Regions from separate parts of the Homo sapiens genome. Here regions 1 and 2 are each linked to region 3. A link is a loop called in an ENCODE intact Hi-C map of the cell type or tissue named here. Cell type or tissue: endothelial cell of umbilical vein. All regions are shown on one strand.

Region 1 (5,000 bases), 420 kb before region 3:
GTATTTTGTGTATAAGTCCAGTTCCCTCAACTAGATCCTAAAAGTCTGAGACCCAGGAAGAGAACATATGTCACTTTTACATTTCCAACAGGACATATATTCCAACAGTGTTGAATAAATATATGGTATTTTGAATTATATTCATTTACCCCTCCCCAGCTTTCCCAGGCAAGTGTATTTCTTTCATTGTTTTTGCCCAGCCGTGCTAATTTTTATCCATAATACCTGTGACAGGCTAAGAGAAAAAAAGAGGTAGCCATCACAAACAAGTTATTCATTTGTGGAAGGCAAAGTATTAAGAAATATTATTAACTCTAATAAAGAATAAGACATTAAGTAATAAACCAAATTTAGTCTGAAAGTGTATTCAATGTTCACACAAAAAAAGTGAGGACAGTTATATTTCAACAAATGTTGACAAGTTGGATGGTAATATAAATTAGTTAGCAGATCCCAAATACTAACTAGGGAAGCTAGTTGACAGTCAATATAAATTTCAACCCTAAAAAGTAGCCACTTGAGGCTCATGCCTATAATCCCAGCACTTTGGGAGGCCAAGGTGGGCGGAACACCCAGGAGTTTGAGACCAACCCGGACGACCAGGCAAAACCCCGTCTCTACAAAATACGAAAAATTAGCCTGGCATGATGGTACACACCTGTAGTCCCAGCTACTTGGGAAGCTGAGATGGGAGGATTGCTTGAGCCCAGAGAGGTCGAGGCTGTAGTGAGCTATGATGTTGCCACTGCACTCCAGTCTGGGCAACAGAGTGAGACCCTTTCTCAAAAATAAATAAATAAATAAATAAATAAATAAATAAACAAAACAATGGAGCCACTTGAAATATGGTTATGTCAAAAAGTGTCAATTTATTAAAAATACCTTCCTTAATTAGGTTATTGCTTATGTTTGACATAAAGTATTCATAAATGATTGTTAGACATTGTGTGCTGACATTAGACATGTTGTTGAGTATGATCTGTAGGATTTCTACATTTATTGTCAAATAATACTTTTAATAACAATAAAACTTTACCATAGGAGAGTAAGGTCCCACAGAGAGTGATAAATGCCAAAGGACAAATAATCAGCAGGCTTCAGGGGATCCCACTGAGTGAGTGCAAGATCTTAGTAGAAAACAAGTATTTGATAAATAGTTGAAACATGAAGTCATGCTTGTTCAGACATTTATTCCCAGTGTCATGAAAAGAGCATAAGCCAAGAGGTAGAAGATTTGTAATTCAAATTCATTTCTCTACTTTCTGGCTGTAAGAACTTGGACAAGATACCTAATGCATTTGAATATTCATTTCCTCATCTGCAAAATATGTGAACAATATTTCAATGACTTTTTGAAAGCAACATGAGAAAAAGCTGTAAGTGCTTGGCAAAGAAAAATTGCAGGTGCTTTTTGAATGATGTCATTCATACCTCAGTTTCCCCATATTACACAGGATATGAATGACATGGCCATATAGAAAAAGAATCATTGAAATTTATAATGTGAGAACCAGAGATCCAGAGATATGACTTCAGGGATAAGAATCAAGCGATGAATTAATCTGAAAACCTGTGATTCTCTCTGGGTGTCTGACTTCAAGGCAACTAACATCAGGACTTTCCTCTATAAGAAAACAGCACAATTAAACATATTTATTATAACACAGGTCCATGATGAGGCAGGCTGAGGGCCACTCGTAGCCTACGTGTGCTCACCTGTGGGAGTGCATGGTTAAAAGCACTGTACCCACAGTGGGCAGTGGTGGGACAGAATCATCCCCAGACCAGGATTTCTAGCTATATAGCAATTGCCCGGTACAACTCTGAAGTCAGGGCTTGTCCTAGAATGGTGCAAGAGAAAAGGCCAGAATGCTGGGAGATGATATCTCACCACCATTCACCTATTCTATAGCACTTAAGAGGACCAGGCACTGTGCTCTACATGCGTTATCTCATGTAATCCTCCCAGGAACCCTACGATGTAGGTGTTGCTAGCATCTTCCATTTACAGATGAGTAAACCGAGGCACAGACAGGTTATGTAATTTATCCTAAGGCACATGCCTAGAAACATTCCAATAAGAGTAGAGTCCAGGCCATCTGAATTCAAAGCCTGCTCTCTTAACCCTTCTGAAAGCAAATCATATTGGATACATTTACAAGAACACCAAGGGAGGTACCTCAAGGATCTGGACCTGGGAGATGGATGTGTGAAGGGAAAGGCAGTTTGGTCAGATGGCCCTGTGTGATTTTGTCCATCTGGTATGCTGCCTAAATGGCATGGAACCTGCTCCCTGATGGATGCTGGGTGAGGACGTCTGGCAATAAGAATGGCTGTACATGCTGTATGTCCCAGTGACAGGGTTGGTTGTTTATTTCCAGGACCGGAGGCTGCTCTCCCAACTTGACCCAGATAAGTGCCAGACACAGGAGCACAGGTGCAAGATCAACTGATCTGTTTCATGGGTGGAATTTTCCTGCTTAAAAAAAAAAATAAAAAGATGCAGGAAAACAACAACTTCCTATGACCTCATTCTGCTTAAAATTCCTGGATATGTCTCTTATTTCCTCTCTGCTTCCAGATTTTTTTCTTACTTTATTTTAGACTAAATTCAGTTTCTTTAAAAGGAAGCAGGAATCAACTTCATAAATAAGGGGTGTTGATTTTTTTTTGCCTGAATGTTTTGAATGACAAAGCCAAAGCACCCTATTCAATTGATCTCCACTAACTGCCTGATTTTTTGCCCAGATGGTCAACTTTCCTCCACAGGTGCTTCATGGTGCATTAGAATCAATGGATTTCTGCATTAGAATCAATGGATGCATTAGTTAAATTCATGCCAGGCATGGGTGGTTCATGCCTGTAGTCCCAACAGTTTTGGAGCCAGGAGGTTGAGATCAGCCTAGGCAACAAAGTGAGACCCTGTCTCTACAAAACATTGTTTTTTTAATCAGGGTGTGCTGACATGCACCTGTAGTCCCAGCTACTCAAGAGGCTAAAGTGGGAGAATAATATGAGCCCAGGAGTTTAAGGCTGCAGTGAGCTATGATCATACCACTGCACTCCACCTTGGGCAACAGAGCAAGACCCCATCTCTAAAAAAATTATAATCATTCATTCATCAAAACTGTTTACTGAGCACCTGTTATGTAGCTGACATTATATTAGATGTTGATTTGTGGGGCCTTTACCCACATCATCTGAAACAGTGTCTCTGGCAGTGGATGTCTTAGTGTGTTTTGTGCTGCTATAACAGACCACTTGAGACTGTAATTTCTAAGGAACAGAAATTTATTCCTCACAGTTCTGGAGTCTGGGAAGTCGAAGATCAAGGCCCCAGCAGGTATCATTATCTGGGGGAGGCTGATCTCTGCTTCCAAGATGGCACTTTGATGCTGTGTCCTCCAGAGAGGAGGAACACTGTGTTCTCACATGGAAAAAGAGCTGAAAACAGCAAACTCACTCTCGCAACCCCATTAGATAGGGCCTTAATCTGTGCATGAGGGAGGAGTCCTCATGACCTAATCACATCCCAGAAGCCCCACTTTCTAATATCATTACCTTGATGATTAGGCTTCAACATGAATTTTGAAGGGGGCGCCACACTCAAACCATAGCAGTGGGCCTAGGAATCTTCATTTTTAGCAAATTCCCAGGTAATTTTTGTGTCCTCAAAAGTTTGCAGACCACTGACCTATATTATGAACTCTTCAAATACAGAGCATGGAGTTTTTTGGAACTTTGTAGCCCATAACAAAGTGCCTTACGTGATGGTGCTGATGTGGTGTTGGTTAATGATTTATTGAAGAAAGGAATTTCCCGACTCACTGCTCAGAGTGACATAGGAAGATCAAACCCATCATTTATTGTCTTTCATCTTTTCATACTTCTTAATTGTCTGGTCTTGAGCCTAGCTGCTCAGATACCTGTAAGTTAAGGATCTGCTTATTTCAGAGATTGGCTGTGGATGTCAGTTCTAACTGGAAAGTAAAGTAAAAGAGAGCTATTGCTGTCATCTTCTCAGCACCCCATTCACTCCTCTTTTAGGAGTGGCACCTTGATTTCCCTTAGAGGATTGACTTCTGCTTATGGAAGGCCAGCTTGGTGGGCTTATCAGTGAAAGGGTGAGTGTGGTAGGCAGCACGGCCTCCAAATGATGTCCATGCCCTGATACCTGGAGCCTGTGAATATGTTACATTGCATGGCAAAAAGGGCTTTGCAGATGTAGTTACAAACCTTAAGACAGGGAGACTAGGCCAGGTGCAGTGCTCACACCTGTAATCCCAGCACTTTGGACAGCTGAGGTAGGTGGACAACTTGAGATCAGGCATTTGAGACTGGCCTGGGCAACATGGTAAAAACCCGTCTCTACTAAAAATACATAAATTAGCTGGGCCTGGTGGCAGATGCCTGTAGTTGCAGCTATTTGGGAGACTGAGGTAGGAGAATTGCTCGAACCTGGGAGGCAGAGGTTGCACTAAGTTGAGATTGCACCACTGTACTCCAGCCTGGGTTACAGAGTGAGACTGTTTAAAAACAAAAACAAAACAAAGATAGGAAGATTATTCTGGATAACCTGGTGGGTGCAACATAATGATTTGAGCCCTTAAAAGTAGAGAACACTGTCTTGCTGGAATCAGTGATGCAGCAGAAGGAAAAGTCAGAGAGACCCAATGTATAAGAGGGATTCGTTCACCAATGCTGGGGAGGATTACAGGTAAAGCATGAGGAAGGATGTAGGCAGTCTCTAGGAGCAAAACCTGGTCCTTGGCTGACATCCAGCAAGGCAATGGGAACTTCAGTCCTAGAATCACAAGAAACTGGATTTGGCCAACAACCTGAATGATGCTGGAAGAACATTCTTCTCCAGAGACTCCAGTACAGAGCTCAGCCCTACTGGCAACTTGATTTTGGCCATATGAGCCCCTAACAGAGGACCCAGTTGAGTTCATTCAGCCTTTTAACCCACAGAAGCTTTGAAGTAGTAAATTTGGGTGGTT
Region 2 (5,000 bases), 220 kb before region 3:
CTGGTGATATTCAGGCTTTCAATATTTATTTTGTAGCTTTATTTTTTTTATTTCTTTGAGGCAGGATCTTGCTTTGTCACCTAGGCTGGAGTACAGTGATACAATCATAGCTCACTGCACCCTGCACCCATGAACTCCTGGGCTCAAGTGATCCCCCTGCCTCAGCCTTCTGAGTAGCTGGGACTATAGGTGCACACCACTACGGAGAGCTCATTTTTGTATTTTTTGCAGAGATAGAGTCTTGCTATGTTGCTCAGGCTCATTTATAGCTTTCTTTCTTCAGAAATAAAATTCACTCAAATTAGTAAGGGTTTGTTGCTGTTGTATATGTGTGTGTAGGCACATGGGGGAGTAAGTAGGCAGTTGAGAAATCTTTTGCAAAGTCGTCTGTTATATTAGTGACTATATATTGTGAGGCGGGATATGAATCACACTGGTTTTCAAAAAACTTTGAACTTACTATTTCTAGGGCACAGTACTTTCAAAGGAAAGAGCCACATGTTCAGAAACCATAATAACCTTCTCAGAGCACCTGTGCACCAGATATCAGTTGCTCCATCAACTATCCTCTGACAATAGCAGTAAAAACCATTTACCCACACTCAGTGGTCTATTCTAGTTTCTACCATCTAAATGATGGTCGGACTCCATCCGAAATATGAGTTTAGGCCATAGCCAGGTTGACTTGCAGAACACTGTTTTAAAATGGGATCAAGGGAGGGCAATAACAGATCTGCAAAGGAGAGAAAACCTAATCATTCAAAAGCAGTTCTGAGCATGAAGTAAGTAATATGTCCACTCAGAGGTATTGTTAATTTAGGATCAAAGTCTAAAACTGGAGTCCTGCGGACAAGCTGGAGAACAAATTTAGGCATAGGGCTGGTTGAGTGGAGCACCTGGAGCCAGAGAAATGCAGAGCAGCAAGGCCCAGCAGCCCTTCCTGAGGATGATACAGATAGTGAAGAGAGGGTGGAAGGAAGGAAGCAGAATGGGATGGGGGCGTGAACATGAAGTGAACAAGAGAAGTTGCTAAACATTTCCCTCAATACTTGGCCCTGTGGATCACTTGCATCTGAATCCTCTGGGAAGCATGTTTCTGGCCGGGTGCAGTGGCTCACACCTGTAATCCCAGCACTTTGGGAGGCCAAGGTGGGTGGATCACTTGAGGCCAGGAGTTCAAGACTAGCCTGGCTAACATGGCAAAATCCCATCTCTACAAAAAGTACAAAAATTAGCCAGGCATGGTGGCTCCTACCTGTAGACCCAGCTACTCAGGAGGCTGAGGTGGGAGGATCGCTTGAGCCCAGGAGGCAGAGGTTGCAGTGAGCCAAGATCACTTCACTGCACTTGAGCCTGGGTGACACAGTGAGACCCTGTCTCAAAAAAACAAAACAAAAAAAAAACTTCTGGAAAACATGTTTCAAAAACAGATTCTCAGGCCCCACCCCAGACCTCCTGAATTGAATCTTCACAAGTGAAGCCTAGGAATGCAGACTTTAAAAAAAAATGCATTCTAGGCAGCTTTTATTGCATTTTGTATTATTTACTTATTTATTGAGACAGTGTCTTGCTGTCACCCATGCCCATGCCATAGTGAGTGGTGCGATCATGGCCCACTGCACCCTTAAACTCCCAGGCACAAGCGATCCCCCAACCTCAGCCTCTCGAGTAGCTGGGACTACAGGTGCACACAACGACACCCAGTTAATTTTTTATATTTTGTAGAGACAGAATCTTGTTGCCCAGGCTGACCTCGAACTCCTGGGCTCAAGTAATCCTCCCACCTCAACCTCCCAAAGTGCTGAGATTATGGGCATAAACCACTGCACCCGGCTGGGATATAAACTTTATACACGGTCCCCAAGTATCTGAAGCACACTTATATTTGTGTGCTAAGCTCCTTACTGGTATTGTTTTGCTTAATCCTTCAACAGCTCTATAAAGCATGTGCTATTCTTATCCTCTCCCCACAGACAGGAAACTGTGATTCAGAGAAGCTGACTGACAAGGCACAAAGACAAATGTGGCAAAGTCCAAACGCAAACTTAACACATTCTGATTGCAGATTTCTGTGATAGTAATCACTCTAGACCAGAGGTCTTCAGACTTTTTCTACAAAAGGGTCAGTTAATAAACATTTAAGATGTGTGGACTAAATAGCCTTTGTTGCAACTACTCAACTTTGCCACAGAGAACATGTAAACAAACGGACACGACTAGGTGTTCCAATAAAACTTTACAAAAATGGGCAGCAGGTCTGAAGATGCCTGCTGTTGACTAAGCATTGCTTTTCTTTTCTTTTCTTTTTTTTTTTTTTTTTTTTTTTTGAGACGGAGTCTTGCTCTGTCGCCCAGGCTGGAGTGCAGTGGCACGGTCTCGGCTCACTGCAAGCTCCGCCTCCCGGGTTCACCCCATTCTCCTGTCTCAGCCTTCCGAGTAGCTGGGACTACAGGCGCCCGCCACCACGCCCGGCTATTTTTTTGTATTTTTAGTAGAGACGGGGTTTCGCCATGTTAGCCAGGATGGTCTCCATCTCCTGACCTCGTGATCTGCCTGCCTCTGTCTCCCAGAGTGCTAGGATTACAGGCGTGAGCCACCACGCCCCGCCTAAGCATTGCTTTTCAAAGTGTCATGCTCAGAACAGTAGGATCCTAGGAACTTGTTAGAAATGCAGACTCTTACTCATTCCAGACTTGCTGAATCAGAATCTGCATTTAACAAGGTCTCAATGTAATTTTTATGCACATTAAAGTACGCGACTTCTACTCCAGGGCATTTACAAAGGACTTCCCTGAAAGCTGCATTTAATGCCTTTGCTGTCCCTCCTTTTAGGTGCATGAACTCATCTTCTGATAGTAACTGTGTTGATTGCCTTCCACAAAAGTTAAAAAGTAAATAAAGCTGGGTGTGGTGGCTCATGCCTATAAAAATCCCAGCATTTTGGGAGTGCTTGATCTCAGGGTTGAAGACCTGCCTGGAAAACATGGCAAAACCCCATCTCTACAAAAAATACAGAAATTAGCCAGGTGTGGTGGAGGGTGCCTGTAGTTGCAGCTACTCTGGAGGCTGAGGCAGGAGGATTGCTTGAGCCTGGAGGTTGAGGCTACAGTGAGCCATGATTGTGCCACTGCATTCTAGCCTGGGTGAAAAAGTGGGACAATGTCTCAAAATAAATAAATAAACAAACAAACAAATAAATATAAAAATAACTTATTAAATTGATAGTGCTTATTATACATGCTATCTTAAAAACAAAGATATAACATCACAATTTATATTTACCTTCTAAAAAGTACTGAGGTAAGTAGATAAAAAGTGCTTTATGAGTTGTTTCCCTTTTCTATACAAATCTCAAGGCCTTATACCGGAGGCATTGAATCAGAATCTCTGGAGATGAGACCTGGAAGCTGCATTTTAACAAGTTTCTCAGGTGATTCACATTTAGATAATCAATAGGTGCCCACTCTTCAGATCTGGGGATTACTGCATGAAGAACATACAGACATGAATTTTGGAGAGAGGGGTTTAGTCCTCCACTAATTAGATGACCTTGAATAAGTTAATTGACCTCTTTGGACATCACTTTCTTCATTCAAATGGTGGTTCCAAACTTTAGTGTCCATTAGGATCATCTTGACCAATGCAAACATTCAGAGAATCCACCACTGTATAATACCATGAACAAAGGGTTGAGTAAGTAAATGAGGGAGAAAGGACAGCTCTTCCTGACAGCACAGTGTCAACTACTATATAGAGAAGCGGCCACAAAGTTAGAAATCATCAATGGATGCTAAAACTAGTGGTAAAATTTTAATGAGGAACAGGATATTTACATAGTTTCAAAGTATCTCCTTGCAAATTAATTATTGATTACAAAGTAAAATATAGTAACTCTTCAGTAGATAAACCTGGCAGACAGCACTGTAACTGACCAAAGCTAATATCACCAACATAAGGACAAAGTGACATCATATGCCTCTTGAGGTGATGCAACAAGAACACAATGCCACTTAGTGACATTCCTGCCAAAATGCATAACCTATACTAAATATGAGGAGACATCAGACAAACCCCAGCTGAAGGGAACCCTAAAAAGTAATTGGCACACAATCTTCAAGAATTTCAAGGTCAAGAAACAAAGAAAAGTTAGTGTTGGGATTACAGGCATGAGTCACCGTGCCTGGGCCAGTTTTTAAAGCAAAGTAAGAATCAATGCCACATCAAATGTACACATTAAATGTATACGTTATATTCATTTCAAATTTCAGAAAGATTAAAATGTGAAAAATATGACTTTTAAGCTTACAGAAATAACAGTGTAAGCTTTTGGGGGACTATAAGACTTTACAAGTGTGAAATAATTAGGTAATTATTCTGCTTCATGACACTTCTATTAATTTCAATGGGTTATTTATTAAATTATGTCATAATGACTCCCCTAAGTGATAGTCAATTCTATAAGATCAGTCTCAGTATTTAGTTTGCATTTGTATTAGCTGTGAACAGTGCATTAGCGAGATTGTATATTACAATAGTCATATGTCTAAAGCAGAGTTTCTCAACCACCAGTGACATCATGAATCAGATAATCCTTTGTTGTGAGGGACTGTCCTGTGGCATTGTAAGATGCTGAGCAGTAGCCCTACCTTGGTCCCCTACATGTCATTACCACCATCCACCCAAATAGTGACAATCAAAAATGTTTCCAAGCTGGATAAACTCTAGAAGGCAAAATCACTTCTGCATGAGAATCAAATGTACATTGAATAGTGGCCCTTTAAAAGATGCTTCCACCAGGAACTGACCTGTAAATGTGAACTTATCTGGAAAAGGGGTCTTTGCAGATATAGTTAAGGATTTCCAGGTGAGACGATCCTGGATTTAGGGTCCAGCCTAAATCCAGTGACTGATGTCCTTATAAGAGAAAGACAGAGAAGATGTGAGAGATACAGAGAGGCAGGGAAAAGGGCAATGTCAGACAATGAGAGAAATTGGTGTTA
Region 3 (5,000 bases):
GTTTGTGTCCTTCTGAAATTTATATGTTGAAGCCCTAATTCCCAGTGTAATGATATTTGGATATGCAAGCCTTTAGGTAATTAGATTTAGGAGCCTTGAGGGTGGAGCTCTCATGGTGGAATTAGTGTCCTTATAAGTAGAGGAAAAAAACATCAGAGTGCTCGCTCTCTCCTTCTCTCTCCCCTGTGCCCTGCCTCCAGACCTCTGACTATGTGAAGATACGGTGGGAAGATGACTGACCGCAAGACAGGAAGAGAGCCCTCACCGAGGAACCAAATTGGCCAGTATCTTGATTTTGGATTTCTCAACCTCAAGAACCATGAGAAATGAATGTCTGCTGTTCAAGCCACCCAGTCAATGGTATTTTGTTATGGCAGCCCCAGCTGACCAAGAGAGCGCATATGAATTTAATGAGCATTGAGAAAAGCTAATGTTTTTCATTTTTTCCCTTAGAAGCATCTATCGATCTTCATTTGAAATTATGTGTCAGAAACTGCAATAATAGAAGTAAAGAGAATGGGCTAGGTAATGTAAGAATAGGGCTAAGGTTATGTAAGTGAGGGAGAGTTTCGAGAGAGGAATTTCAGTAGCCTTTAAAATTTTAAATAAAATACGCTCTATAAACCAAATGCATTAGTTAAGGAGCTGTGGGCATCAGTTTCTCCTTATAAAGATTGCATATACCTTTTAGTTAACATCTTGGACAAGTCAGGAATGATTCCTTTCCTCCAGGGTGTCCTGTGGAATGTCTACCTTGTCTCCCTCAACATAGAGGAACTATCGACCATTTTCCATTAAATAGCCTAGAATTAGGTGTGTTTCAGAATCACGTGTATATATGTACATGGTGGTTGGATGTGGGTGGATTCGGAAGGACTTGTTAAGATGCCCATGCCTGAATTCCTCCCAGATCCACTAAATCAGAATTGTCAGCTGTGGTGCCCAAATTACCTAAGTTAAAAACCACTCCAAGCGCTTCTGATACATACCAGACTTGACATCCATAGACCAATGTTCTCATTCATTGATACACATATTCAAGTTTACTACCTAGGCAGATCTTTCTATAGGTTATATATGTGAGTTTAAAAATGGGTACATTTAATTTTTATAAATGGAAGTCCATTTAAGACATTTTGGGCCAATGGTTTTGAGGAGAGCTCATTAGCATACCAGCTGAGCTGCCCCATTCCCTCATTGCACACCTTCCTTCTGCCTTTGCCATAGGTTGCTTAGTTTCTCAGTCTGCCTGTCTGGTCTGAGTTAGAAAGAAAAATGGGCATCTCACAGTTCCTAGCAATTTATTTTGCAAAAGAATGCAGTAGAGATTTCTATTTTAATGTAAAAAAATCCTTTGAGTAAATAGTTTTCCCTCTCTCCAATATATTTTCTTATTATTCTGTATATTTAATAATGGGATTATATGTTATAAACACATGCTTAGACATCCAAATATATGCACAGATGGAAAATATCAAGCTTGCAGGAAAGGTCCATCCCCCAAACACAATTTTAAGGGGTTTTGCCTTTGTTTTCTCTAAGGAATACAAAAGTCAGACTTGAAAAAAAGGAGGTTTAGGGAATTCTGTCACTATTTTCCTAATTTCCAGCAAATGCTAATTCTGATGTTGTTTTTTTGATTTTTAGTGGCCTTTAGAGAATTCTTGGGGTTGAGGGTGGGTAGGAAGCGGATTGAGGATGGGGGAGAGTTCCTATCTGATGTCTGACCAATGAATTGTTAGATAAACTAGTCATGTAGAAAACAGCTTGATTTATCTAAGAGAGATAATAGTGACTCCCAGGATCCAGCCTGCCCTGTAACAACCCAGAGGACTTCTTTCCTGAGGTTTACAGAATACACTGATTGGTCAATCAACTAGATGTAGTAAATATGTAAAAATTATATTCCAAAAATTTTGTAAAAATAGTAAAATAAGTACATATTTTTGGAAGAGTATGTGGGGAAAAAGTAATGCAGAGGAAAAAAAAGAAGGGAGAAAATATGGGCCAAGGTGCTGCTTTCAGAATCAGACACATGTGGATTAGATTCCAGTGTTAGTTGTTGTATGCCCTTGGGTAGTTATGTCACATTTCTAAGCCAATGTTGTCATCTGTTAAATGGGAACAATGTCTCCCTCACATGGCTATGGTAAGGGTTTGCTAAAGTATTTATTTTACAGTCTGTAAAAGGATTCAGAAAAATGCTTGATATACAGTAGCTGCTAACACAATACATCTGAGATAATAGTATTACATTGCTGGCAGCAGAGAGTGGTAGCCACTAAGTATATTTTTTTCTGGACATGCAGTCCTGACTTTGAACCCCTTTTGGTTTGAGGCAGAATTACTGCTATTGGCATTTCTAGCACTAAGTCTACATGATATTTTAAAGAATTTGTTGAGAGCTCTTAAATTATTACTATTATTATCAAGAAATAGATTTGTTATGTCTGTTTTCTTGATTTATTAACTGAAATTCTGTAATCCTTGCCTTAAGCTTACAAGCGTTCTTAGTTTGATTTTTAAAATACCCTCAGAAACCATTAATGTTCACAAGAAATAAGAAATCTTTGCAATAATATTTCATTGTATCATCGTACTTTTTCTTTCCTGAAAAACCAATGAAGAATGGCAGTTTTATAGGTAAAACAGTAGTTAGCCTTTATATGGATGACATTTTCCCAAAAGCCTAGAAAAATTTCACATTTGCAGAAAAATACTCTGTTCCCATATTAAATCTGATTAAAATTCAAATCTATATTAACATCTCATAACTTTTTGAAAAAAGTGAATGCCACACTTAATGGAAAATGCTCACTGTCTGTCCTCACTGCTTTTGTGGGCTTCCTAGCAAGGCTGTACTGGGATCCAGGAGGGCTGGATCACAGCTACATCCTTGTTAAAACAGTCAACCGGCATGAATGTTGGCCTTTAGTTTTTCCTTCCTTTCCCCTCTCCCATCCCTACATTGTTTCAGCTGCCAGCTCCCTAATATTTTTTTCTGAAGCAAGGGAAAGGAAAGGGCAAAAATGACTTAGAAAGAATAACATTTCTTTCTATGGACTTAAATAGAACATTCAACGCAAAACATCCTGTGTTTTCTTTTAGTTGATGACACATTGACTGTAGGAATGAATGAACTAAAAACCAGGGCTTGATTTTCAAATGGGGGTTATTTTAGTTGCATACTACCTGATCAAGAGAAAGTTGTTCAACTATTTTAAATTATAACCTGTTGGTTTCTCCTCTGTACTCCTGATCTCCTTATCTTGCTGTGCGTTTCTTTTCTCCATTTTACATATCACCTTCTAACATGTGTTTATTATGTTTTTTGTTTATTTTCCCACTCTCCTGGCCATGATGGAAGTCCATGAGAGCAAGCATCTTTGTCCGTTTGGCTCACTGTTGGATTCCCTGTTTTAAAAATATCACCCGGCCCAGCGTAGGTGCTCAATAAATATTTGCAGCATGAATTAATGAAATAGTTTCTTTCTCAGTGTCTTTTTCTATACAATTATGCAGAATATAACTGGTACAAATATGGTACAAAAACATCTTATAAATGTGCGCTTATACCTAGTAGATACATTTGAAAGTACAGCTCTGCTGGGAGTGTACATATCTTAGTTGGTGAAGAAGAGATAATAAAAGAGTTAGATTAAAAAAAAAGCACTTTGTCACTCTCTATTCTCTTATTTACTCTGCTTTATTTTTCTTTGAACCCTGAATCTTAATACCCAACATAATATATTTATTTGCTGATTGTCTACTTCCCCATACTAGAATGTAAGCTTTTTAAGGACAGGATCTTGTGTGTTTTGCTCACTACTATAGCCCCATTCCTTGGACTCATGCCTGATACAGAGTAAGCACCCAATACATATTTATTGAATGAATAAATGTATGTTTGAATGAGTGTGTTTGTTTCAGACTGTATTCATGTCTGGCTCTTGCTCTATATACAGACTCTTTGGAATGATCGTTCACTAAGAGCTTGGTACTGTTGAGGTGGATGATGGGTGGGGAGATAAAGGGAAGAAAATGACCAAGATTATACTAGTATTTTTAAATTTTTTTATTAATTGTGAAAAAGATGTCTCAATCATTATATATGTAGTATAGTGTGAGCCTAGGGACGGTGGTTTGGGTCCTGAAACATCCACCTATTTTCAGAATGAACTAAAATAATTTCTTAGTTTCTTGATGTCACATTTTCATTATTTGTAAAATTAAAACAATGTTACCTTACCCAGGGCTATAATGGGAGAATAGAGAGGCACTGACACATCGAAGTTGGTCAGTAAATATTAGCTATCATCATCATCATCATCATCATCATTATCAACATCATCATCCAAGGGTTGGTGAACTATAGCTGGTGGGCCAAATCTCTCCTGTGGTCTGCTTTTATAAATAAAGTTTTACTGAACACAGTGTATTAATTTTCTTATTGTCTCTGGCTGCTTTTACATTACAACAACAGAATTGAGTCATGCCTTGCAAATCCTAAAATATTTGCCCTCTCATCCTTGATAGAAAAAGTTTGGAAACCTTCATCTAGAAAGTGGTCTAGCAAAGTGTGGTCCATGGATGAGTTTGATCTGCAAACTGCTTGTTATTGGTTCATGACAAGGTGAGTACAGAAACTGTGAATAATTATTTAGAAACTTATATAACAATTTAAGAATGCTAGTGACTTCTAAGTGCATTATTTTGACATCTAAGTGCATGATTTTGGTTTATACAAAAGTGTTGATTTGTGACTGATTGGAAATTTAAGAAAAAGAAAACCTGGCCTTTTCCACTGGAATAGAGTCGGGTGTTTTGTAATGGGATTTTGTTGTATTGGTGACTTAGTAAGACATATTCACGTGGCTTCAGATGGAAACATCTGGGGGCCCATCAGGTGGGAGTGACAAACATGTCCTGAGATTGCAATTGACCTGGGAAGGTTGATGAGCATGCACATTAATAACGTCACACAAATGGATTTTCTATGC

The links. Hi-C counts contacts between places; a loop is a spot of excess contacts. Peaks named below come from ENCODE experiments on the same cell type or tissue, not always from the same donor. Only the 100,000 strongest peaks of a DNase experiment are listed, where the experiment ranks them.
Region 1: it touches region 3 in a loop (2.9-fold over the local background); 9 of 110 quality-filtered maps call a loop at or near these places.
Region 2: a loop joins it to region 3, with 11 times the contacts of the local background. A loop is called at or near these places in 5 of 110 quality-filtered maps.

Annotation. Positions count from the first base shown.
Region 1 is chr12:92,409,292-92,414,291 of GRCh38, reverse strand. No RefSeq gene overlaps it. Among named protein-coding and RNA genes, the nearest start is that of CLLU1, 9.7 kb to the left of the region's middle. In endothelial cell of umbilical vein, no CTCF peak of the experiment used is centred here; a DNase peak (open chromatin) is centred at 2,401.
Region 2 is chr12:92,205,780-92,210,779 of GRCh38, reverse strand. No RefSeq gene overlaps it. Among named protein-coding and RNA genes, the nearest start is that of BTG1-DT, 62 kb to the right of the region's middle. RefSeq lists an enhancer at 1,647-1,736. In endothelial cell of umbilical vein, no CTCF peak of the experiment used is centred here; a DNase peak (open chromatin) is centred at 2,019; H3K27ac peaks cover 927 bases.
Region 3 is chr12:91,988,730-91,993,729 of GRCh38, reverse strand. LINC01619 (long intergenic non-protein coding RNA 1619) reads left to right here. Exons shown (of 5, transcript NR_132341.1): 2 at 201-360; 3 at 4,537-4,633. Among named protein-coding and RNA genes, the nearest start is that of LINC02404, 120 kb to the right of the region's middle. In endothelial cell of umbilical vein, no CTCF peak of the experiment used is centred here; DNase peaks (open chromatin) are centred at 2,269 and 3,039; H3K27ac peaks cover 3,352 bases.